Regions from separate parts of the Mus musculus genome. Here region 2 is linked to region 1. A link is a loop called in an ENCODE intact Hi-C map of the cell type or tissue named here. Cell type or tissue: heart. All regions are shown on one strand. Links, peaks and the distances in the headings refer to the core of each region. The heading gives the core; the rest is flanking DNA.

Evidence for each region. A loop is a pair of places that touch in the nucleus more often than their neighbours do. Peaks named below come from ENCODE experiments on the same cell type or tissue, not always from the same donor. Only the 100,000 strongest peaks of a DNase experiment are listed, where the experiment ranks them.
Region 2: it touches region 1 in a loop (2.0-fold over the local background); 1 of 42 quality-filtered maps calls a loop at or near these places.

Annotation. Positions count from the first base shown.
Region 1 is chr19:57,322,575-57,334,886 of GRCm38, forward strand. It overlaps B230217O12Rik (RIKEN cDNA B230217O12 gene), which reads right to left. Exons shown (of 3, transcript NR_040316.1): 2 at 2,022-2,223; 3 at 623-1,488. Gm50270 (a long non-coding RNA gene) reads left to right here and starts at 1,028. Exons shown (of 3, transcript XR_003952853.1): 1 at 1,028-1,522; 2 at 5,581-5,728; 3 at 7,639-8,650. In heart, for the core only: CTCF peaks have their summits at 6,508 (motif pointing left) and 7,913 (motif pointing right); no DNase peak of the experiment used is centred there.
Region 2 is chr19:57,206,960-57,219,271 of GRCm38, forward strand. Ablim1 (actin-binding LIM protein 1) reads right to left here and starts at 9,073. Exons shown (of 26, transcript NM_178688.4): 1 at 8,755-9,073. The coding sequence starts at 8,998. In heart, for the core only: a CTCF peak has its summit at 4,899; DNase peaks (open chromatin) are centred at 4,982 and 5,667; H3K27ac peaks cover 913 bases.

The sequences.
Region 1 (12,312 bases), core at 4,985-8,984:
CCTTTGTTTGTCTGTGAATGTGAGTGTATGTATGCATGAGTCTAAAGGCCACTTAGGTCAACAGTGTGCCACTCCATTGTTAGACACGAGGTCTGTTTGTCAACCCAAGAACTCATCTATTTGGCTAGGCTAGCTGGACAAGGAGCTCCAGGGAGCCACCTGTGTGACCCTTGACCGAGCACTGAGGTCAGATACAATAGCTATGCCCGGCTTTATATGAGAACTGGGGATCTTAACTCAAAACCTCCTGTCTGTGTGCTCCAGGCACATTACTGACTGAGCCATTGAAACCCTTTTTAGGTTGGAGTAATGGTTTAGCAAGTAAGAGTGCTTGCTTTGGCGACTATAAGGACCAGAGTTTGGATTCCAGCTCCCACAGAACAAAGTGGGCGTGGTCCTGACGATGCCTGTGACCACATGGTTCAGTGGGATGGAGATAGGAAGTCACTGGAGCTTGCTGGAATATAAGTCTTGCTGGAAAATCAGAGCTCCAGCTTCAGGGAGACACTTCCTCAATGGAATTCGGGTGGGGAGTGACCAGCAGGGTACTGCATGTCCTCCTCTACTCACATGCACACACATGCACGCACACACGCACACATACATGCTTTTTTTTTTCAATGAACAAAAGCTGAGACGTTGCATTCCCCAGCCTGTAGGAGGCATTTGTGGTCCCTGTTGGCCTGTATGAAGCAGCCCTGTCTCACAGCCTGTATGAGACATCGCATTCCCCTGGGGTACTGTAAGAACACTAGCAGAAAAAAAACGCTTCGGAAGGAAAAAAAATTACACTAGACAGAAGCAACAGAAGCGGATTTGCATATGATCTGAGTATTCAAATTAGCAGAGAAGAATTTTAAAAAGTGTAACAATACATTAAAGGATCTGGTGGGGAAAGCTGACAATGGGTGTAGTCAGAGGGAATTTCAGCAAAGAGATGGAAATTATGAAAAGTTCAATGGCGTGCCCCACCCCTAAAGTATATTTTTTTTCCATACTGCAGAACAGAGCAGCGCAACAGAGGGAAGCGAGACTGGGCAGCGATGGGTATGGAGCAGGGCTGCGGCAGGGGGAGGGCACAAAGGAGCATGTCATTGCCCAGTAGAGAAGGTTCTCCTCGGACCCTGGAGGCTCAAGCAACTATAGGATCCACCTCACCCGGTTCCCGCCTGCTAGGACAAGTACTGCTGCCGCTCAGCCCGCAGAATGGAGCCGCAGCTCTTCTAGGTGCCCCCCCCACGCCCACTTCTGTTCCACACACACGCTGCCCGATCCCACGATCACCCTGACTCTGAGCAACAAGATATCCGAGATGAAGAACGATTCATTTTCTGAGTTGTCCCCTTGAAAGACTTCCATGATCAGTGCTGCTGTGGAGGCCATGTTGATGTTCGTAGTCCTTGGTGCCTCTGAATCCACATCGGTGTCTCATCCACGCTGCCAGCCAGAGACCACGTGGCTGTCCATCATTCCCGGTGCCGCAAGCTGCTGTGGGCAGGAAGATTCTCTTACAATAGTACCGGTGAGTGTAGACCCGTAACTGAGAATGAGAGATCTTGAAGCCTTTTGTGCCAACCTCCCCTCCCCCAAAAGAAACAGTCTAGACATTAAATTATGGATTCGAGTCCTTAAAACTATGATAAAGATGCTGAAGCATAGCGCTTCACCGTCAAAGGCTTCTGATGAACTCCGGGGAAAACTTAGTTATCTCTAAGGGGCTGGCCACTGGGAATTTGACCACGTTCCAATGAGTACATGAGCAACACAAATCAGATTCAGTGGGTGCTCCTTCTCCTCCTCCCCCCTCTCCCTCCCCCCTCCTCCTCCTCCTTCTTTTCCTTTTGGCTGGGGCACAAGAGTGGACCTGGAAAGAATGGGAAACGAGTATAACCAGGGTACATTGTATGAAATTCCCAAATCATTAATAAAAATTATGCTGGGGAAGACAGCAGTAAATGTGAGAATGGCAGTGTGCGATGTGAGAGAATGGGTGGGGGTGAAGCTCAGTGGGTGGAGCTCACCTGGCAAACACAAGCCCTGGTTCAGTCCTTCACCCTGCATGACCAAGAGGTGGGCACTGCTGCTCACTTTTGACTCCTGGCAAGAAGGTGGCCATCCGCAATCCAGAATGGAGTCCTCCCAGCTTGGTCTGTGCTGGCACTTTGGTTATTGACTTCCAGCCTCCAAGTCTCTGGTCCTGGTTGCCAGTTCCGGGCTTTCTGTCTGGGAGATTGAGACAAGTCAGGGTACAGGAGAATGAGTGTAGGTGGTCAGGGCAGGGGTGAAAACAGGTTCTGCCCCTCCTGGGAGTCAGGCAGGAGAATACGGCTGAGTTTGGGTCTGCTGTGTCACCATAAGCTTCTGGAGGGTGTTCTGTCCGAGGCTGCGCTACCCTCGAAGCCTGCCGGGGTTGCGCTACCTAATCCAAGCCTGCCAAGGCTGCGCTACCCTCGAAGCCTGCAGAGGCTGCGCTACCATCCAAGCCTGCCAAGGCTGCGCTACCCTCGAAGCCTGCCGGGGTTGCGCTACCATCCAAGCCTGCCTTTGGGAGCACCGGCTTCTCTACTGGGAGCAATTCTGATCCAGGGTTGGGGACAAGTCACTGAGACCTGAACTTCATGGTTCAGCCTGCTAGAAGACTGAGGTGCCACGGAGCGATACTTTGAGATAGGTGTTTAGTTTTTTAAAAGAAGGGGTTCAATCTTATTTTGAGGGGATTTTACCAGTTCTTCCATCTGGTGTCCTCTTGCCCCATGGACCAGAATTTCACAGTCCCTTTGGGATGCACCATCATGTACCTAAAGCTGGGGACCGACCTTTAACCCACCTTTGAGGGATGCTTAAGATCTACGTCTGTTAGCTATCCTTCTTCACAACCTCCCTCCTTTACAAACACCCATGTGTGATGGTAGGACACACACAATACAACATGACTTCTTTTATTCCATACTGACCCTACAGAGCGCATTTTCATTTACCAGTTTATCCTGAAGATTTTTCTGAGTCTCAGAGGCTGCCTCGGTCGGTGGTGCAGTCAATAGTATTTATTTCAGGCTGCCTCAGTTTTCATTTGCTAGTCATTGAAGTTTTTCAAAGTCTACTGTTAATGGAATTCCTGCAATGATTACTCTTGAATGGACGGGTTTGTGGCTCACACCTGTAATCCCAACTAGCCCCGTAGAGAGATAGGAAGGGGAATGGCAGGAGGGAGGGAGAAAGGGAAAGAGGGAGGGAGGGAAGGATGGAGGGAGGGAGGGAAGGAGAGAGAGAGAGAGAGAGAGAGAGAGAGAGAGAGAGAGAGAGAGAGAGAGAGAGAGAATTTCTTTTCACAGTGGCTCATGTGCGCCCTCTAGTGAAGGTGGGTGTCTTATCCTTTCACAGTCACAGACGACAGAATTGCTTGAGCAATTCCTGGAAACCTACCCTAAGTGACAGACGGCACTCTGCACCACCCCCTCTTTAGGAAAGGGTACAAGTTGAAAAACAAACTCAGGCTGGCCCCTTGATAACACACCTCGGGATCCCTGGGGGAAATGAACAGCCAAGAAAGTCAAAGTTCCCTGAGAAAACCAGAGTGGGTCAGGGATTCTAGTCTCTCCCTTTTGTGAGCTGCGTAATGAAATGATGCCCGGGGCAGCCCCTTACCCATACAAGATAACACTGGAGGAGACAGGATGCAAGGTTAAAAGACTGTAGAGCAGGCAGTTCCAGAAAGTTCTGTCCTAATCCCGTAAGGAAGATCAGAACAGAGAGGGTACAGACTGAAGGAAGATTTAGCTGGAAGCACATAACTGTCTGGAGGTCCTTCTCGCTCTCCCTCTCTCTCTCTTCTCTCTCTCCCTCTCTCTGTCTCTTTCTCTCTCCCTCTCTCTGTCTCTTTCTCCCTCTCTCTGTCTCTCTCTCCCCCTCTCTCTTTCTCTCACTATCTCTCTGTCTCTGTCTGTCTGTCTGTCTCTCTCTCTCACACACACACACACACACACACACACACATGCGTGCACACGTGCGAAGTCAAAAACAGTTGGGAGGTAGAGTTGGGGCAGGGTTTGTTGATTTGATGAGAGTTAAGAAGGTCCGCTGACTCTCTGGGTTCTGGCTTCAACCAGAAGAGTGTATGGTTCTCGCGTCCAGTGGGATGGAAAAGAGGAAAGAGAAAACATTGTGCAGTCAAGTCTGAGACTCTGCTCTGGCCATGCGTTTGTGTTGTCTGTCTGTCCGTCCGTGAGACACAAATTCATATTCATGGTTTGATATTAAAGGTCTGCAGCTGAGTGATGAAGGAGTCTGAATAGAGGGAGGGGTCACAAGAGAGGGTAATGGGGGAGGGGTCACAAGAGAGGGTAATGGGGGAGGGGTCACAAGAGAGGGCAATGGGGAAGGGGTCACAAGAGAGGGTAATGGGGGAGGGGTCACAAGAGAGGGTAATGGGGGAGGGGTCACAAGAGAGGGTATGGAGAAAGAAACACCTATCTGAATGTGGTACTCCTGATAATGTTTTCATTTAAATACGTGGGAATTAGTAAGACTGTTCTTGAAGCTAGCTAATGTTTGAAAGGGAGGAGAGAGACCCAGAACTGAGTCCAGGAGAATGCTAATAAAAAACAAAGTCTGAGACAAGAGAAACTGGGATGGGAGAGAAGCTGTGAAGACAAGATGGCAGCCACCATCTCTCCAAGTGCAGGCAAACAGTTAACAAGTGGCTCTTAGGAAGAGAGACTCCTGTTTGAAGCATCAGCTGATTTCCGTGGCATAAACACCCTCCCCTCACCTGATTCCAGGCTACTGAGCCTATTGAACCTGGACTTGGAAAGAGGTGTGCACAATTAGCTGTCAGTCCTCATCGGTACAGGGTTCAGGACAATGCAGTTGCAGAGAGGAGCAGGAGATGCAGACAGGGAGATTGAATCTGGCATCCTGCACATTGCTGGAGACAGCAGCAAGGGTCAGTTCTGAATTATGGAACAGCCAAATTGTCCAATAAATACTTGAAGATGTTCAGCCAGGCGTGGCAGTGCACACCTTTAACCTCAGCACTCAGGAGGCAGAATAGGGCAGATCTCTGGGTTCAAGGCCAGCCTGGTTTACAGAATGAGTTTCAGGACAACACAGAGAAACCCTGTCTTGGAAAGGAGGAGAAAGAGAAGTGGAGGAGAAATGTTCATTTTTAACTGTCAAGAAAATGCAACTTAAAACTGTATTGAGATTTCATCTCACCTCAGTCAGCAGAAAAGCAAATGCCAACAAACTGTGGCAAGGATGTGGGGAGGGAGTGGGAGTGGCCTTTATTTATGCTGAAGGGAATATAGACTGACTGGTACAGCATGGTTTCTCAAAGGTGTGGGGGTTTCTCAGCAAACTAAAAGTAGCCTAGTTGGCAGAGCAGGGAGATACTTGTGTGTGGGTGTTGATTGCTGAATTATTCACAACAGCTAAGGAAGGAACCAGCCTAGATGCCTATCAACAGATGGTGGGCAAAAATAAATAAATAAATAAATAAATAAATAAATAAGTGGCATTTATACACAGTAGAGTGTTTATTCAGCTGTGATGACAGATGAAGTGTGTGATTTTTTTTTCCAGAAAAATGGATGGAACTGAAGACCATCATGTTAAGAGAAATAAGCCAGACTTGGAAAAGCAGACGTCTCAACTTTCCACATAAGAAGAATCGTGTGTGTGCTTGGAGGTGCTGACTATAGAAGAGAGGCCAAAGTGAATGGAGGAAAAGGTGGGAAGAGAGGATTATGGGGAAAGACAAAATGTTGCAATGTTTTCTTATTGTTGAGTCTACATCAGTATCTATAGCTATGACATAGAAGAGGAAGGGTAACTGTTCTGGGGGAGAGCTGGCCAGTGAGGGAAGGCAGGAAGGGACAGAAGAGAAGGGTAGGTAAACACAAACAAATTACAATTATGTGCGTGCGTGCGTGCGCACACGCTACGTAAAACAATAATATGAAAAGAATAGAACCTGGAGGAGGAAGAAGAGTCAAAACTGAGAAAACCACAAATACCTACAGCTCAGTGAGATTATGAGTCCCATTTCGATGAGCATCATGGGAGTGGAAGGTCAAGGTCTGGCATGGGACTTGCCTCTCTGTGAGGTTCCTGCACCATAGAGATATAAAGCTCAAAAGATATCGCAACGTAGAATCACAGGTGGGTTTTCCACTTGCAGTCTTCTGTCGACCCCTATTTTTAAGTTAAAAGCCTATTACTTTAAAATCACAAATAACTGAATTGCTTTGTGTACCTTCGGAATAACTGTAAAGTATGGCAAAGTATAACGGAACCATTATCTAGCAGAATGTGGCGGCTCACGCCGGTAATTCCAACGCTCAAGACACAAAGGAAGGGGAAATGACTCAACTTTGAGAGCTGGCTGTTCGACACAGCGAGTTTCAAATCAGTAGGGCTAAGTAGAGAGACCCTGCCTCATAGAATACCGAAACAAAGAAAACCTTATTTTCGGGAATCAACACAGGTTTCACGCTGCCAAATAGCGCCACCTAGTGTAACATCTGCACCTCAAATAAATATTTTGACTTGTGTTGCATTTTACAGCTTATGAATCAGCACACATTAAAATAACTGTGAACCTAAACACCTAAAGGTGCTACCTTGTAAACTCATATTCATAGATTCTAATTCTTCATTGGTTCACAGCACTGGATATGGGCTGGGACTGAGCCCGGTGTTTGGAACAGTAAGGCACACTCTGTTAGGACTACTCATGATAAGGAATCAGATGATGGTGACGTTAGTTTTTGATAAAAATCTGAAAGCTATCCTACTGAGACTCAAAGTTAACTATACTTTAAAAAGTAAGTAAGAAAAATTATATTTATTCTTCTTTGGAATCCAGTGATGGGTGGATGAGTTGCTTAGATTTCATCTGTTAGGGGTGTTTCGGTCTTTAGCTTTGTACAAAGATAGGGTTCTGTGATAATAATAAGCATGATAATTTTAATGCTGGGTGTACCCGTGCATCACACTGATCCCAGCACTTGGGAGACAGAGGCAGGACTTTTCCGTGGGTTCAAATTCCAGGTCAGCAATATATAGTGATACCCTGCCTCGAAGAAAGGAAGGAAGAATGGAGGGAAGGAGGGAGGGAGAGAGGGAGGGACGGAGGAAGAGAGGGTGGGAGAGAGAGAGGAAAGGAGGGGTAGGAAATAGGGAGGAAGGAAGGAGAGACGGAAGGAGGAAGGGAGGGAGGAAGGAGAAAAGGATAAAAGACTCTTTAATGGGAGGTAGGTGTGGATGCAATATACAATCAGGATCCTGTTTCTGCCATTCTGTACTATTTATGTGTAAACATGATAAGATTAGGCATGTATTTTGAACTCTAGCATGAAGTCATTTATAATAACAGTTTTGAGTGCCTGTAAAATCTCACACTGGCCGGGCATAGTGTCGCACACCTTTAATCCCAGCACTCGGGAGGCAGAGGCAGGCGGATTTCTGAGTTCGAGGCCAGCCTGGTCTACAAAGTGAGTTCCAGGACAGCCAGGGCTACACAGAGAAACCCTGCCTCAAAACCAAAAAAAAACAAAAAAACAAAAACAAACAAACAAAAAAAAAAAACAAAACCCCCCACACTGATAGGAACAACTTTTCTCTCCTTTTGTATGTCAGGGGAAAGTGCAAGCTATGAGCCTCCCAGATTTGGGGGAAATGCAGTGGTCAGCACATCGGGATACCGTGATGAGCCTCGCCTGAGAACACCAACTTCATGACCACGGCCGCTCCCTCGCCGGGTGACCATCTATCTGCACACGGATTTCTCCTCTACGTTAAGTAGGATCACAGGTGTTTGGTTTTAGGGGGTTCTTTAAATTTATTTTTGTTTTACGTGTCCGGGCATTTGCCTGCACGATCTATACCACTTACCTGATACCTCTGGAGGCCAGAAGAGGGTGTCAGATCCCTTGAAACTAGAGTCACAGGCAGCAGTGAGCAATCAGGTGGATATTGGGAATCAAACCCAGGTCCTCTGGACGAGCAGCCAGTGCTCTTAACCACTGAGCCATCTCTGTCACCCCTGGAGTCATGTTGTTGTTCAGTCACATTTATTTATTTATTTATTTATTTATTTACTTACTTATTTATTTATCGTGTGCACATGTGCATGTGTCTGTGTGTGGGGATGTCACAGGGCATGTGTGGAGGTCAGACGACAGACAACCTGCATCTGTAAGAATCTTTTTTCTCCTTCCACTATGTGGGTCCCAGGCAGGTTTGACAGCAGATGTCTTAACCCACTAAACGTAAGATCTTCATCTCACCAGGTCCCATAGTTAGTCGTTCATTGTTGCTATTTGAAGATAGAGAGGAAAGCATGGGATTTACAGACACTTCGACAAAATATCTGAGTTATTTCTAGCAATGCCCCAGTGGACTAGCAGAGTACAAGATAAATCCCCCAAAAGCATATAAAAACAATAGCCACATCACATAATCTGTTCAAAAATACAAAGAAAAGAGACCCCATTCACAGCATCGTGGAAGAAGTGCATGCTACCCCTAGAAATACAGAGAAATATAGAAAGTTCTATGACTGGTGAGAGTTGGACCCCATGTGGATTTAAATCTGTTTAATGATAGATGGAAAAATGAGAACTATATTGAGTTTGGCGTACTTTCAAAATGTGTGTGTGTCTTTTTTAAAAAAACTCTATGTATGTGTTTTTAGAGTGTTTTAGTAGATGCATGGCTTGTATAGCACAACATTAAGTTTGGGTTTGCTGCCTTTTGAGCTTGCCTCGTTTTGAGCTTGCCTCGGATTGAGCTTGCCAGGCATTGAGCTCAGTGCACACTTGAGTTTGCTGCGCAGCGCCTATGAACTTATCCAATCAGATTGCCACCTGCCAGGAAACACAGAGGCAGCCATGAGATATATTTTCAAACTGCCACATGTCCTGTGACAAAATATCATAATGAAGCCTGTTGCTTTTTACAATTAATGTATACTATTTAAAAAACAAACCAAACCAAAAAAAGCCAAACAACCAAACAAAAACCCCACCTGGTCAAACGTAGAAGTCATGCCGGGAGGGGGAGAGGGCACAGGAGGTCAGGGGTGGGCGAGAGGGGAGTGGAGAATCAACAGCACCACCAACAACAAAAGTGTTTGAAAAATGCCATAATTGCCGGGCAGTGGTGGCACACACCTTTAGTCCCAGCACTTGGGAGGCAGAGTCAGGTGGATTTCTGAGTTTGAGGCCAGCCTGGTCTACAGAGTGAGTTCCAGGAAAACCAGGACTACACAGAGAAACCTTATCTCGAAAAACCAAAAAAGAAAGAAAGAAAAGAAATGAAAAATGCCATAATGAAACCCAATACCGTATATGCCAATTACAGATTTTATTTGGAAAAGAAAGCTGTCATGTTTCAGGGCATGTATTAAGGAAACCTAGGTGCCAATGAGAAGGCTCAGTGGATGACTGTGGGGCAGTGTGTGTGGAGGAAAGATGGAGTGGGAGAAAACCCTCCCTCTACCAGAGTTCCAGTGCTCTGGGCAGGCAGACTGTTGCATGCCTTTCCACGTGGCTCCGGGTGGGTGTCTGGCTGTGTGAAGCCACTAGACCCCAGCTCGGCAGGTGGTGGACGAGGGGCAGTCCTAGATACCAGGTTCTCAGTTTTGGGCATCCCAGACACCGCTGGATACTGCGGAAGAGCTGAGAACAGAATGAGAATAGCTCTGTTAGCCCCCGGGGCCAAAAGGAGGAGAGGGCAGGGGGAGAGGGGGGACACTGAATGGTTCTCATGCAGGAGAGAGACCTTGGTCCATGGCTGGAGCACAGGAAGGCCTTCTGGCAGGAGGTTAGACACAGCTCCTTAGGGGAAAACCTATCCCATTGTCCAAGCAAGGGGGGGGGGGGCTTAATGAGCAGAGACAGTCTGGTTTTTAGAGCTTTATTGTAGAAAGGCAGTGGAAAGAGAGAAGGTAGAAAGAGAGAGGCTGGCTGTACTGGCTGGTTTTGTGTCAACTTGACACAGCTGGAGTTATCACAGAGAAAGGAGCTTCAGTTGAGGAAATGCCTCCATGAGCTCCAACCGTAAGGCATTTTCTCAATTAGTGATCAAGGGGGGAGGGCCCCTTGTGGGTGGGACCATCTCTGGGCTGGTAGTCTTGGTTCTATAAGAGAGCAGGCTGAGCAAGCCAGGGGAAGCAAGCCAGTAAAGAACATCCCTCCATGGCCTCTGCATCAGCTCCTGCTTCCTGACCTGCTTGAGTTCCAGTCCTGACTTCCTTTGGTGATGAACAGCAATATGGAAGTGTAAGCCGAATAAACCCTTTCCTCCTCAACTTGCTTCTTGGTCATGATGTTTGTGCAGGAATAGAAACCCTGACTAAGACACTGGCCATGGCCATGTGGAGAGAGGGGTGAAGAGAGAGAGAGAAGGAGGTCTAGAGAAGAGAGTAAGAAAGGTGAAAGCTTAAAGAGAGGGAGGAGGGGTCAGGCAGTCCCTTTTATAGTGGGCTAGGCTATTAGGTAACTGTGGGGAGGAGCATACCTGGCTATTGTCAGGTAACTGTGGGGGTGGAGTCTAGCCAGAATGCCAGGAGCTTGGGACACATTGTCTACGTGACTGATAGTTACACATCATTCCTGCAGAGGCTGTGGGGGTGACAGGAGCCAGGGGTCCAGGAGACATGATCGATCACCACCCATTGGATCCCCCAGGGTTCAAGACCTATGCTTGACTGGAGACCAGGCTGTCTGTGCACAGCCCAATGCCCCACAGATGACGTGCCTACTACCTAGTCTGACAAGTTATCCTCAGATTCCCACATGCACGCAAGGCATGGGTCCCCTGCTGCCCCCCAAAATAAATAAATAATTTTTAAATAGTTTTTTTTTTCAGAAGAAAAATGTAGCTGCTTGCATTCTCATGTTAATTATGCCCCCCCCAACCTGTTTACAGGAATGTCTACACTATGCATAAGACACTGAGGGACCCCGCCTCCAGTTGGTTCTGATTGGTAAACAAAGATGCCAACAGCCAATGGCTGGGCAGGGCAGACAGAGGCAGAACATTTAGGATTCCAGGGCTAGGAACTGAGAAAGGAGAAGGAGAAGGAGAAGAAAGAAAGGAGAACTGCCATGCCTGAGGAGAGTGGAGGACAGGGAGGCATGGCCGACATGTGAATGAACGGGGAGAGAAAGCCCAGCTGGGCAGCCCTCTGGGTCCAGAGCAGCCAAGATAGAATGTAAGACTATGGCGGGAGGGGGACGGGGGTAGGGGGTGGGTTAACCGCATGGAGGTTAGGAAGTGGCCCAGCCACTGAGTTGATTAAGGCATATCAAAATATAAAGGCTGTACTTGTGTCTTCCATTTGGAAACCTAGAACATTGGGGCCGGTAGCGAGGAATGTGCGGCTACCGGGATTTATTTAATTATTTTATAACTACAGAAAAATGAGAAGAATCTGAATTCCCAGTGCTCAAGATGCAGACGTCAGGAGTTCAAGGACAGCCTTGGTTATACTAAAAGACCCTTAAAAATGGAGGGGAAAAAAAAGTTGTTACCATACAAAATACAACTCATGTAAGTTTTAATCTGTGTCAACAGTCGGTCTATGTTACTGTGTGTGGTGGTACACACGGGAAGTCACACATGCTCAGAGGACATAGTCAGGAAGAATCTAGGCCAGGTGACAGAATAGAACGCTATCTCAACGCAGAACAGAAAATCATTTGTTAGCATAGCTTCCTACATTACACAGAATGCACCTATGTTGTGTCTGGCCAGCAGATCACAGCCTGGGTCCTAGCCTGGAAAGGCATTTTGGAAACCTGGAAGAGAAGAAGGGCTGGGCTGCGCGAGATAAGGAAGGAACCAAGACAAGCTTTCTGTTCAAGGTTCAATTTTAATGTCAGCAAGCACGCTTTATAAAGAAAAGGGGAGGCCCGTCCCTAGCCAAGCAAGTTCCTTAGAAGTAGATAGGTCAGCCTTCTAGTGGGAACTCGCAAAGATGGCAGTTCGGTGTTAACTCCGGAAGATTCTTGGAAGAGAACCGGAGGCCTCCGGCAGTTTGGGCCTCAGGCTGGTAGTGGCACATCAAAAGAGCAGCACAGCAGGTGGCTCCGCTCAAGCAGAGGCGGATGGTCACAGCCAGCCTTGCTAGGCTGGAAGGAGGTAACACACCTATTCTAATAAAACATTTCTATACTCTTTATCTTTACCAGGTAAAACATAGCCGAATATTTAAAAATAGTTACTCGCTGTTGTATGAAATTCATATTCCCGGACATTCTGTAGTCTTGTTTGCTACCTCTGCCAAGACTTTACAATGTAGACTAT
Region 2 (12,312 bases), core at 3,266-7,265, 120 kb before region 1:
TCATGCTGCAAACAGCAACGTTCCTAACACATTTTAAAGCGATATGGAGTGAGATTTGAATCCCAGACACCGAGAACGTGCTCTGCAGGTTTGCAGAAGAAATGTTTGCCTTGGAGGAGATAAGGAAAACCTTCAAGTGTTAGGTGAGTGTTTCCAGCCACAGAAGAGCCTCAAACGGTGGCTGGACTTGACGTCTTTCTCCAACAGCTGTTACTTATAGAAATGGAACTGAACGATGCCTGCTTTGTTTGTTTGTTTGTTTGTTTGTTTGTGGGGATTTAATATAAAAAAGTGTTAGGCACGGTTGCTCACATCCTTGTTAAACTCCTAATTTACATTGGGCAGCTGAGCTGTGGTCTGTTAAGTTCAGTTGCAGCATTAGTGAATACATTACCATCACGCTGTATTTCCATTGAGGATAATACAGGACCAAGTGGTGACCTTGATAACCCGGCAGCTACTTATCCAGTATCCACTGTCCCTGTGGTGCTGACTGATGTCTACCAAGTGATTGCAGAGGTTGCCTGTCCCCTTTAAGGACAAGTCGGGCCTGTCACATGGATAAGATGGACACATCCAGCCACCACACACTAGAATCACATCAGCACTTCAAAGAATAGACAGATATGGACGAGAACTGAGAATTCCCCAGAACATTCTAGTGATATATACATAAAAAATGACCTTATACACTCTCTGGGTCAGGACAGAGAGAGGGAAAGAGCCCCAGGAATCTGACCTTTCTCTCAAAAACTTCCTTTCTTCCTTTACAGGTCTCATGCTATGTCATGAGACGTCTCCTCCTTCACGCAGGATGCATGCAAACCCTTAGGACTGTGCCTAATGTTTGCTTTTCTGGATACTGTGAGTCAGAATTGTCTTGTATTTTATTGATGAGTTTCAACGACCATTGATAGCTATCAAACTGGATGATTAGAGACTTCTAAAGAGCAAGCAAAGGGCTACCAGAGGGCATTTGCAGAGCAAGTCAAGAAACCAGCTAAACGATGCCACAGAGGAAAACCCCAGCTTCCTTTGCATAGAATGTTACAGACAATTGACAAATGACATGCTGTAGTGCCATGAACTGCCTTAAACAGTAAGATATCACACATCAAAATAATGTGGCTACTGTGGAAAATAGTCTACAAGGTTCTCAAAAATTCTATTCAGATTATCATATGCCCCAGCAATTCCACTGCTAGAGAGATACTCAAGAGGACAGGAAGCATACGGCCATAAAATGTCTTACACACAGTGTTCATAGAAGTCCAATTTACAACGGCCTCAAAGTAGAGGCGATGCAGATGACTCTATAGAGTGTGGCATGTCTGTGCAGTAGAGTAGGACACATCCACGGAGACAGAATGGGTCATATAGAATGTGGGGTATCACTCATGCATGGAAAGAGAACGGAGTTGTGGCATGCTTCAACATCAATGAACTTTGAAAATACTCTCTAGCCCAATGGTTGTCAACCTGTGGGTCATGACACCTTTGGGGTCAGATGAAACTACCCTTTCACAGGGGTCACCTAAGATCACTGGAAAACACAGATATTTTTATATTATGATTCATAACAGAAACAAAATTACAGTTATGAAGTAGCAATAAAAAATGTTATGGCTGGGGTCAGCACACCATGAGGAAATGTGTTAAAAGGTCACGGCAATAGGAAGGTTGAGAACCACTGTTCTGGTTGGAAGCAGTCAGCCACAAAGGTCACATGCGTGATTCCAATCGCATGACTCTCCAGCCGCAAGATCAGTCTTTCAGGACACACAACTAAAACACATCAAGTGTGTTATCATATCACCCCCTCAAATCAGTGACTTAGATGAGAACATTTACTGGGACGACAGTAGCTTGCCTACATTCCCCAGCCTGAAAATAAAATAAAGAAGCACAAGACAATTATCAATAAATCAAAATTAAATAAAAACGAGGCATGGCGAAGCAGGTGATAGAACGAAGTGGGTTATGCCTGCCTTTTGTTTTTCTATTGTTATTCAAATTGTCGGGATAATTTTCTTTTGCTCACGTTTTGGGTTAATTTTATCTAATTTCCAGTTCATATGTCAAGTCCCGTTTTTCTTTCCCCGGCCTCTCTGGTATTCTTTCCTGTGGAAAATAACTACATTAATTACCTAGGCAACTACTTATCCTCTCATATCTCAAGGGTAGGGGGAAAAAGGAGCAAATATTTTTAAGGTCCCACTGAATATATAAATATTCTTATTTTTCCTTGTAGAGGGTCATGACCTATTTGCAATGGAGTGGTTTTAGCCACATTTTATATATTATAATAGTAAGGCTCAGAGGTATAAAGTGACTTTTCCAGGCCACACGACCAAAAGCTGGCTGACTTTGCAGCTAACCCACAGCTTCCCCTCTGGAGTCACTGGACCACTTCTCCAGGCCTCAGTGGTGAGGCAGTAAGGGAAACATCTCTCCCATTTCTTCGAGCATTCATCTGTCCACACTCTTGCACATCCTCCAGGATGCCAGAGAGTATCATGTGCTAAAAATACAAACACGGCTCCCCTCCCTTCCCCATAGACTCAGGAGAAACTGAAGAGAGAGGTTACGCACAGGTCACTCCAACAGAAATACACGTCGGACACTAGAGAAGCAGAGGGCAGCAGAAGGGGAAGGTGTGAACAGGTCTCTCCAGAGGGGAAAAAGCTTAATCTGAGTCCTGCTTGGTTGCAGGAAGACCAGGGAAGGTGACCTGGGCATCTGGGAGAGCAGGTACAGGAAGATGCCCACTGTGGCAGGTACCCTTCAGATCCATGGATGGGTCTGCTGCAGGTGTTCGGGGTTAATGCCGGGTGGGGCAGATGGGCTCAGCTTGAGAGTTGAGTTCCAGTAATGTGTTGAGATGGTTGAGATACAGTTTCAGCGACATGAGAGCAGAGCCTTGGGCGGGGGTTGGTAACTATAAATCGAAGGGGAAAGCGAACCATCCAAGATGTCCAGCAGGGATGAATTCTCTTATCTCCCTCACTCCATTTTCTTCTAAGACCAAAAACAAAACAAAACAAAACAAAACAAAACAAAACAAAACAAAACAAAAAACTGGCTATGGCTGGGCCTGCTGATGCTGACCTGTAATCACAGCTACTGGGGAGGCTGAGGCAAGAAGATTGCATGTTCAAAGCCAGCCCAAGTGATAGTGTGAATTCAAGGCCAGCCCAGGAAACTTAGTGAGAGCAGGGTTCATTTTGTCAAGGACAGGAAGATAGCTCAGTGGTAGAGAGCTTGTGTAAGTCCCTAATTTCAGTCCCACCTATTGCAGAATAAAGAGAAGGAAGGAAGGAAAGAAGGAAGGGAGGAAGGAAGAAAAGAAGGAAGGGAGGAAGGGAGGGAGGGAGGAAGGATGTACATATGTGCACACACATGCACACATACAATCATGCACATACACATACATGTGTACACACATGCACACACTTATGAACACATATACATGCACAGACAATATACATGGACATATACATACACACACACACACACACACACACACACACACACACACACACACACACACGAGGTTCTCTCAGAGGCCTTGGGAAGAAGGAAAAGATGACCAAGGCTAAGCTGTTCTCAGTCTCCAGTCTAGAATATTCTGCTTAGAGATTTGAACCCAACTGATGACAATGACTGAATCCTCTCCCAGTGTCCTTAGCACTTTGGATAACAGCACCATGCACTGCTTGTTTGCTTGTCAAGAAGGTAATTGGCCTAAATAAACTATTCCTTTATACCAGTGCCTGGAGTCCACAAGGACAGAAAAAAAGTCAGACGTAATACATACTCTAATTTCCTGTAGTAGCAGGAGAAGAAATAATTCTGAAAAATGCCTTGGTTTTATGAATTAGGGAAACAGATTTTGCTCATTTTTCTGGCATAAACAACTATTTCATGAGTTAATTACAAACCTCAGGTGTGCCCGTTGCCAGTAGACCTGGGGATAACCTGTTTGTGTGGTTATACTGCGAGGCCAGAGGCAGCATGGCACCATGACAAAGAGTGTGGACATAGATGTCAGGCTGAGCCAGGTCCAGACCTGGCTCTTGCACTCAGTGTTGGTGTGACTCTATTTTCCCATCTGTCAAATGGGTGTGAGAGGTATTCCTGCTGCAAGATCAAGCCAGTCCAAACCCCAGCATGGATGGGGAGTGGCTCTCCAGGCCTCACTCCTAGCTGGGGAACAGTTGGTGGCAGTTGGGGAGGGAGAGTCACTTTCTTTGGAGTCCTTACAACTCATAGGTTACCCTTGCCCCGGTGTTTGCCCCATAGCCATGAGCACACAGTGGGAACTAACTGGACACAGTGGGACATTGAAAAAGAGAATAATAATAAAAAAAAGAAGACAGATGCATTTCTGTTTAATGGGGGAAAAAAGAAAACAGAAAAAGAGAATATAAATGTGGAAGGGGGACCTGTGGAGGGCCTAGGAGGAGTTGGAGGCAGAGATGACGGGTAGGCATGATCACCATACATCATAGATTCACGTGGAGTTCCCAAAGAACAAATAAAAATATTTTAAAAGTAGAATTGGCTTTGTGAACTTATTGTAAATACTAAACATAGAAAACTAAAAACCGACAGTTACAGGAACATTGAGCATAACCTCACAGTAGGCTCACAGAGGATGACAGATGGTCCCTCGGCACAGGGCTCCGCAGTCTGAGACGAGCGAGAGCCACAAGCAGAAGCTCTGTTTACTGCGTATCTATTTTGTCCTCAGGTCCTTGCTTCTTACTTGCTCCTTTCCTGTTCTTAAATAAGGAAATGCGTCCCCCACCAGCTTCCGAGGGTTGTTTGGAGCACAAAGGAGAACTGGTTAGATACACGTGGGGACACCATGAAAAGCACGCAGCCCTGCGTAGCTCCAGCAGGGGCTGAACACCAGACAGCAACAGGAAACTGCCACATTGCGTCTTGAGCAGTTTCTGGCAGCTTCAGGAGGACTTTACCAAATGTCCCCACGTCCCCTGCCAGGAACTGCTCATGAGCACTCTGGGCTTCACTAGCATAGGAAGTCACGTGAGTGCTGGAGGGGGTGTCTCCTCAGAGCACCTGTCCCTAACAGGATGCTCCAAGCACACAGTGGCTTCCTGGGAACCCCATTTCCTGTGATTCACTCACAGTGCCAGGCCCAACAACACCAACACCAGGCTTCTGCTTCTGTTGCTTCACAGCCATAGAAGGCAGCACAAAAATAATTTTTGTTTTGCTTTTTTTTTTTTTTTGAGACCAGGTCTCATATGTAGCTCAGGCTAGCCTTGAACTCACTATGTGGCCAAAGTTGGCTTCAGACGCACAATCCCCCTGCCTCTCTACCTCTTAAGCACTGAGATAACAGTGCTCATTCCACTAGTCCAGGTTCAAAATAATTTCTAAAATAAACTATTAATGTTATTGTAGCCAAAATTTGCTGGATGTGTGTATATGTCCAAATGCCAAACACTTTGCCATGCTCATCCTGATTTAATCCTTGTAGACAACACTGTCCTTAGACCTGGGCAGGAAGGGCCCATGCCCTGATGCTTCTCAATGTATCTAAGTCTCCCACTGGACCAGTTGGAGCCAATAGTGCCTCTGGGTGGATCCCAGCCTCTTCTTCGTACTCTCTCTGACCCTGGTAAGACCTCTCTTGTGCTCTGCATGGCTGACCAGACCCTGAGGAATGGAGTCCAGGAATTCTGTCCATGGAGTTTCAGAACAGAAGGACCTGGGATGGCTTTATTCCAGAAGGGAAGCTTGGTAAGTGGCCACACCCCAGGCTAGTGTGCCTTATCTTTCTCACAAGCTATTGCCATATCTTTTGAGGCGACTCAACTTGTTTGTATAGACAGGGACCCCACAAAGGTATTTTTCCAGGGCTCTATATATGAGGCTGCCACACCATATAACATTTGCCTACAAACCTTACTCTCAGGGAAACTCTGACTTAGATTAACTTCCCGAGGTGACACAGTTAAGGAGAAGAAGAGCTTGCACTCAAGTTCTGAGATGTCACAACTCAGAGGCACAGCATTCCACTATCTCACGATCTCTCACCAGTCTCTGCTAGGATGTGAACGCTGGAGAGAGGCTCGGGCTTGGGCTTGCCCTTTCTGTAACCCAGGGCTCCTTGAGACTGCATTATCACCTGACATCCCCTACCTGACAGATTTTATCTTCAAGAGTACCAGCTGGATATCCCAAAAGCATCCACTTAGACATCTTTCAGCGGAAGCCGACAAAGCATTGACTACAGAGTATGAACTCCAGCAGAAATCTGGGTTCTGTTTTCAGCTTTGTTGTAGAATAAGGCTTTTGAGTGCTCAAAAAAAAAATAGAGTTTGGCAAATACCAAACGAGGAACCAATATATGAAGGCAGTGCCTACTGCAAGAGGCAGGGCCAGCGGGCAGCTTGCAAATGAATTGGGATTGGGAGCAATGGCTTCTCCCATCTCTCTTCCTTGCTCTCTTTAAAAGCGATGACCCCAGAGGAGTGAGGTAAAGAACACTGGAGAGACCATGGCCATCAGCTCCAGTGAGAATCTGTTACCTTGTCCTACTTTAATGCTGCTCTTCTTGATAGTCAGAGCACAGAGCAGCCACAATGAGATAGCACTTCATTCTCGATAAAACAGCTAGCTCTTAAATGCTCGGGGAGATGCTCAGTTGGTAAAGTACACAAGCGTGAGGATCGAAGTTCAATCTTCAATGGTCAACATAAAAACACACCGGTGTGGTGGCATGTGCTTGGAATCCCAGTGTTGGGGAGAGGGAAAAAGGCAGACCCCTGGGGCTTGCTGCAGCCAGCAGAGCCTAGTCTGTGAGCCCCAGGTCTCAGTGAGAGACCTTGTCTCAAAAAACAAACTGGACATCTTCGAAGGACAAACACCATGAACTGACCTCTGGCCCTCCATATACACACAAACATGCACACATGCCTTTACACACACGCACACACACACACACACACACATCAGATAATGATGTAGCATAGTTAGAATCATCTTATGTTGCAGATGAGGCTATGTAACAGAGCAGCCACTTTGTAGAGTTGGAAGTTCATCAGCAGATTTAACTGAGAGTTACCATGTGACCCTGGACTTCCACCCGTACACCCAAGAAGACAGAAAAACTCACCATCTCTATAAACTTGTACAAGAATGTTTATAGTACTATCACTCACACTAGCTAAAAAGGTTTAAACAACCTGAATGTCCATCAATAATGAGGGACAAACAAACTGGGGGCAGCACAGTGGAATAACTGCTATTATTGTAGCCATAATAATGAAGGAAGAAACAGTGGCTGCTACAACTTGGATGAACACTGTGCCAAGTGAAAGAAGCCAGACGTAGAAGATTATCACGCATTAGAGGCACCCAGGTCCAGGATGGGAAATCTATAGAGACAGAAAATGGATCGCTGATCCCTGAAGGCTAGGGGTAGGGGTGGAAAAGTTGGGTTGGAGAGGTAATAACTAGAGGATCAAGTTATTTTATTTTATTAGATTATGTAAACATTAAAAATTCACTGAGGTGATGGCTTGTGTGTCAGGAAGCGCACTAAAACATATTGAATCACCTACTTTAGGCAAATTACGCAGTATACTTAACAGCTCAATGAGGCTGTTAAAATTAATTGCAATAATACAAAAGACCTTGGTTCAAATGAATTCCCTCACCTCACCCAAACTGCCTCCAATCCTGCCCTTCTCTCCAGCTGCCCATGAATTAGGAAGTCTATGCTCACAGGAGTCAGCTCCACGAACAGCCTTCTGCCTCCTGTCCTTATCTAAGTGCTGATTTAGACAGGCAATGAACAGCTGGGAAGGCACCAGGCCACTAAAGGTACCATTACAACGCCAAAGTCCGAGACCTTGTCCAAATCAGTAAGTGAGGCTGGGTGATGACAGTTCACTTGATGGAGTACTTGCCATCCAACCACCAGGACCCAGGTTCAGTTCCCAGAGCCCAGTTAGAAATCTAGGTGTTGGGGTGTGTGTGTGCCAGAGATGAGGAGGCAGAAAGAGTTCCTTCACTGGCCACTCAGCCTAACCTACTCTTTGAGGGCAATGAAGAGATGATGTCTAAAAAACCAAGGTGGATTCTCTGACCAGTGCCCTGAAGCTACCCTGACCTCCACATGCTTGTGAACACACATATTGTGTATACACACACACACACACACACACACACACACACATACCACATCAGTGACTCCCTCCCCATCCTAAGCTCTCTCCATGGCCTTCCCAAGCCATCGAATTAACAGTTACATTATAATGAGATTGGCCGAAGAGTGTTAATATGGCTCTCTCAATATGAAAACACATCTGTCCTTTCAAACACTCCACTAGACAAACCTTTCTCAGGTGGCAACACAATCTGACCTCGAGCTTTGCATAGGTCACCCTTTGCTGTTCTTTTCTGCTCTTGGTCATATTTAAGAACAACACTGGGGGAGGAGCTCTTTGGCATCGTATTTCTCATCATCACTAATTATTCCAGCCATGCCTCAAAAGACATGTATTTGTTATAAAGATCCTAAGACCAGAGAGTAAGATGCATGACTGTCTTTCTGCCGGGGCCTTCATGTCTCCTACTCCTGCCCCATTCATTATACATGAAGGACATGTATAATGCTTTGAAGTGCACGACACTGAGGAATGGGCGGGGGAGATACTTTAATACCTATGTCAATCACAAAACACAGCCTGTGTCAAAGGGGATTCGGGTACTTACCGGATGGATCATAGCTGCTAAACCTGAGCTCTGGTGGACCACAGCCAGCAGAATACAGATAGACCAGATGTATGACTGTGCCACGCCTGCGATGAGCAGGGTCAGGAGTCTCGGGGACACTCAGGTCCTCAATAAGCAGTCTCCTGTGGGAGTTCCTGAGGCTGGCTCTCTCTGGTGAGGGAACTTTGCCTATCTCAGAGCTGCACAATTTCCCCAGACACTTTAACCCAAGCAAGGATGGCATCTTGGCATAGCAGACATGACATCAAGATCTGACCCAGAAGCCCGGGAAGCAGGGCTCCCCAGTAGCAGTTCCCCTAGCATCTCTTCCCTCACCGCCCAGCAAAGAAGATTAAGAAGGACATATTTAAAAGATTACCCTCAGGAGCTTAGCCATATTTGCAGCCAGATGATTATGTATAAAAACAGCCATCACCAGGAACTCCTGACTGCAGTCTGAGACAGGAGTTCCTATCGGAAAGCAAAATTAATACCGCCACCTAGAGCGATAACCTAAAAGAATTATCTGGCAACTATTTCTAGAATCTCTATTATTATCTGGCGAGAGTGCTATGAACAGGTCTAACTGGGCTCAGAGACTGCATTCGATCTACAAATGCGGTCCAGGGAAAGACTCAGGCATTAACTGCAAGAGTGCCAGCATTTGGAATCTCAAGAGGCCGCATGAGTCTCAACAGAAGCTCCCGGCTTTAATTAATGGCAGACTCGACTCCAGGAGGCCATGGTAAGCAATTGCTTCCTCTGCATGTTCTAGAGAATCCTCTCCCCGAACGTCATGAACTCTGCTGCATTTCAGTAGCCAAAGTGTTTTAACAGTCTCAGCCATGTCCTGGGTGTCCTACTAACTCAGGAGGGAGAGAGCATTGTGTGGGCAGTAGCTTCGTGCTTTCACAAAGTCAACCCCAGGAGGTCCTTCCTCGGAGACTTAGGGCTCTGACACACGAAAGGAGCCCTGCTTATGATTGTTGTGAAGTCTACAACTGTAGGGTTAAGTACACCATGTGACATTCTACAGCCACACAACAGTGACAGGTCAGAGTGACTACATCTATGCTCCTTCTCCTATTGTTGGGCTACTGGACTCTTATAGAATTTTCTTTTCATTGGGAGCCTGGCCTGGTGACCCACACCTTTAGTTCCAGCACCAGGAACTAGTGGCAGAGGCAGGTAGATCTCTGTAAGTTCAAAGCCAGCCTGGTCTACAAAGTGAATTCCAGGACAGTCAGGGCTGTTACACAGAGAAAACTTGTCTCAACAAAACAAAACAAAACAAAACAAAACAAAAGAAAACAAAACAAAACAAAACAAAACAAAGAACATCGTACCCTTTAAGTAAAATGGAACTGCAAGCCTAGAAGGGTCTGAGAAGATAAAATCCAGCAGTTTCAAGAATACAAACTGTGAGGCAACTGCTTAGACCCCCACATGAGAGACTTGTGAGTGGAGCCCAGAAATTTCCATTCCTAAAAGTCATCCAAACCAGGACCGGCAAGGGATGGCCCAACCAGCTCTATCCTTTAAGACTAGGAAGGGAAGTATTGAAGAGGCTGATAGCCTTCCTAGATACAATGTAGCAATCCTGGGGGTGTGGCTAAGTCCTAAACTGTAGCCCTTCAGCTTTCTACACTAGGAGGCCTTCCTCAAAGGCCAGGGGGATGGAGTGAGCAGCGAAGCCCTTACTGCCTCCTGATCCTCACTGCAGGACTTGGCAGCAGCATTCAAGAACCAGAGACACCAAATTTGCTGGAGTTTTTCTGTCCACGGTGGGATCAGAAGAGCAAGATGGTTGCAAGGGCTTCCCAGTCTAGCCTGGGGCCAGCGACAGTGGAGTCAAATTTCAAAAGTCCCATGAAGTTTCAGGGTTAAACCCGATAGCAACCTCTCCCGTACCTACACACTCCACCCACAGACACTCAGACACATAGGCACATACCCTTTGCCACATCTTATTCTAAGGATAGCTCACAAGGCTGTTGAAACAACCTTTGTGTGCTTTCTTTCTTACTCGAATACCATGAAGAGTCTTGGGATTTGTAACGTAAGATATCCCATCAGCATTTCCAATGTTCAGAACACAGCTATGAGCATATACTGTGGTTCTGTTTGGTTTGTCTAGGGCAGTGGTTTTACCTGTGGGTCATGAACCCCCAAAGAAGACAATCTGACAACACGGATATTTACATTATGATTCATAACAGTAGCAAAATTACAGTTATAAAGTACCCATGAAAATAATTTTGTGGCTGGGGGTCACCACAACACGAGGGACTGTATTAAAGGGTCACAGCGTTAGGAAGATGGAAAACCAGATGTTCTAGTGTCTGTCTGGTAAACACTGCAGTGTGGGGTACGATACTTTTCACCATTAGTTCTTTCTGTGGTGTGTGTGCATACATTTGTGTATATGTATGCATGTGTGTGTCTGTGTTTCTACATTTGTGTGTATGTGTGCATGTTCGTGTACCTGTACCTGTGCCTGTGTGTGTGTTCCTCCAGCTCTGTTCTTTGTACACTGAAACCTGACCTGCTACTTGTCTGCATGGGTGTGTTTGTTGTGTGTGTGTGTGTGTGTGTGTGTGTGTGTGTGTGTGTGTGTGTATACAGAGAAACATGCCACTACTCCTTCAACACAAGCTCTGGTACATACTAACAACAGAGAAGGAGACTTGGACAGCTTTAAGATATCTCAAATTCATATCCATGAGGCTGCAGTTGGCACAGCAGTTGTGTTCCTCTGCTGCTCTTCTAGAGGACCCGAGCTACTCATGCCAAGCAGCTCACAGCTGCCTATAACACCAGCTTCAGGGGACCCAATACCCTCTTCTAGCCTCTAAAGGTACTTGCACACACACACACACACACACACACACACACACACACACACACAGAAAGAGACAGAGACAGAGAAAGACAGAGACAGAAAGAGAAAGACACATAAAATTTTCTTTTAATTTAAAAATTCAAATTCAGTATTTTCTTGGCCAAAATTAAGTCTGACTACTTTTTGACAAAGCCATTCTATCTCCTTGGTCTAAATTCATCAAACATCACCCACAGAAACTAACTCCATGGCCTTAATTCCTCTTCCATGCTCAGCTGCTATTTATATCAGCAATAAATACACAGGCCACCCCTAGGTTTTGTCAAGCTTACAGATCCATGTATTTAATTCAAGAAACAGTTGTGGAGTTAGGAGTACCTCTCAGTGGTCTAATAACTGCCTGGTACAGGTAAGGCCCTGGGGCCCATCTCTTACTAGGCATGACAGAAGTGGTTGTCTTCTAAGACAGTGTATAAAGCAAACATTTGAGTTTTGGATTTACAGATTATAAGGAAGAAGTCTGATAAATTCAAAAGTTTGAGAAGGGTAGGAGGTAAATTCCAAGCGGATCGCCAAGGTGGTTGGTGACAGAAGAGGACATCTACTTAGGCAGCACACGGGGCTGGAGAGATGGTTCAGTGGTTAAGAGAACGTCCTGCCTTAGCAGAGGACTCGAGTTTAGTTCTCAGCTCCAGTGTGAGAAAGCTTACAACCAC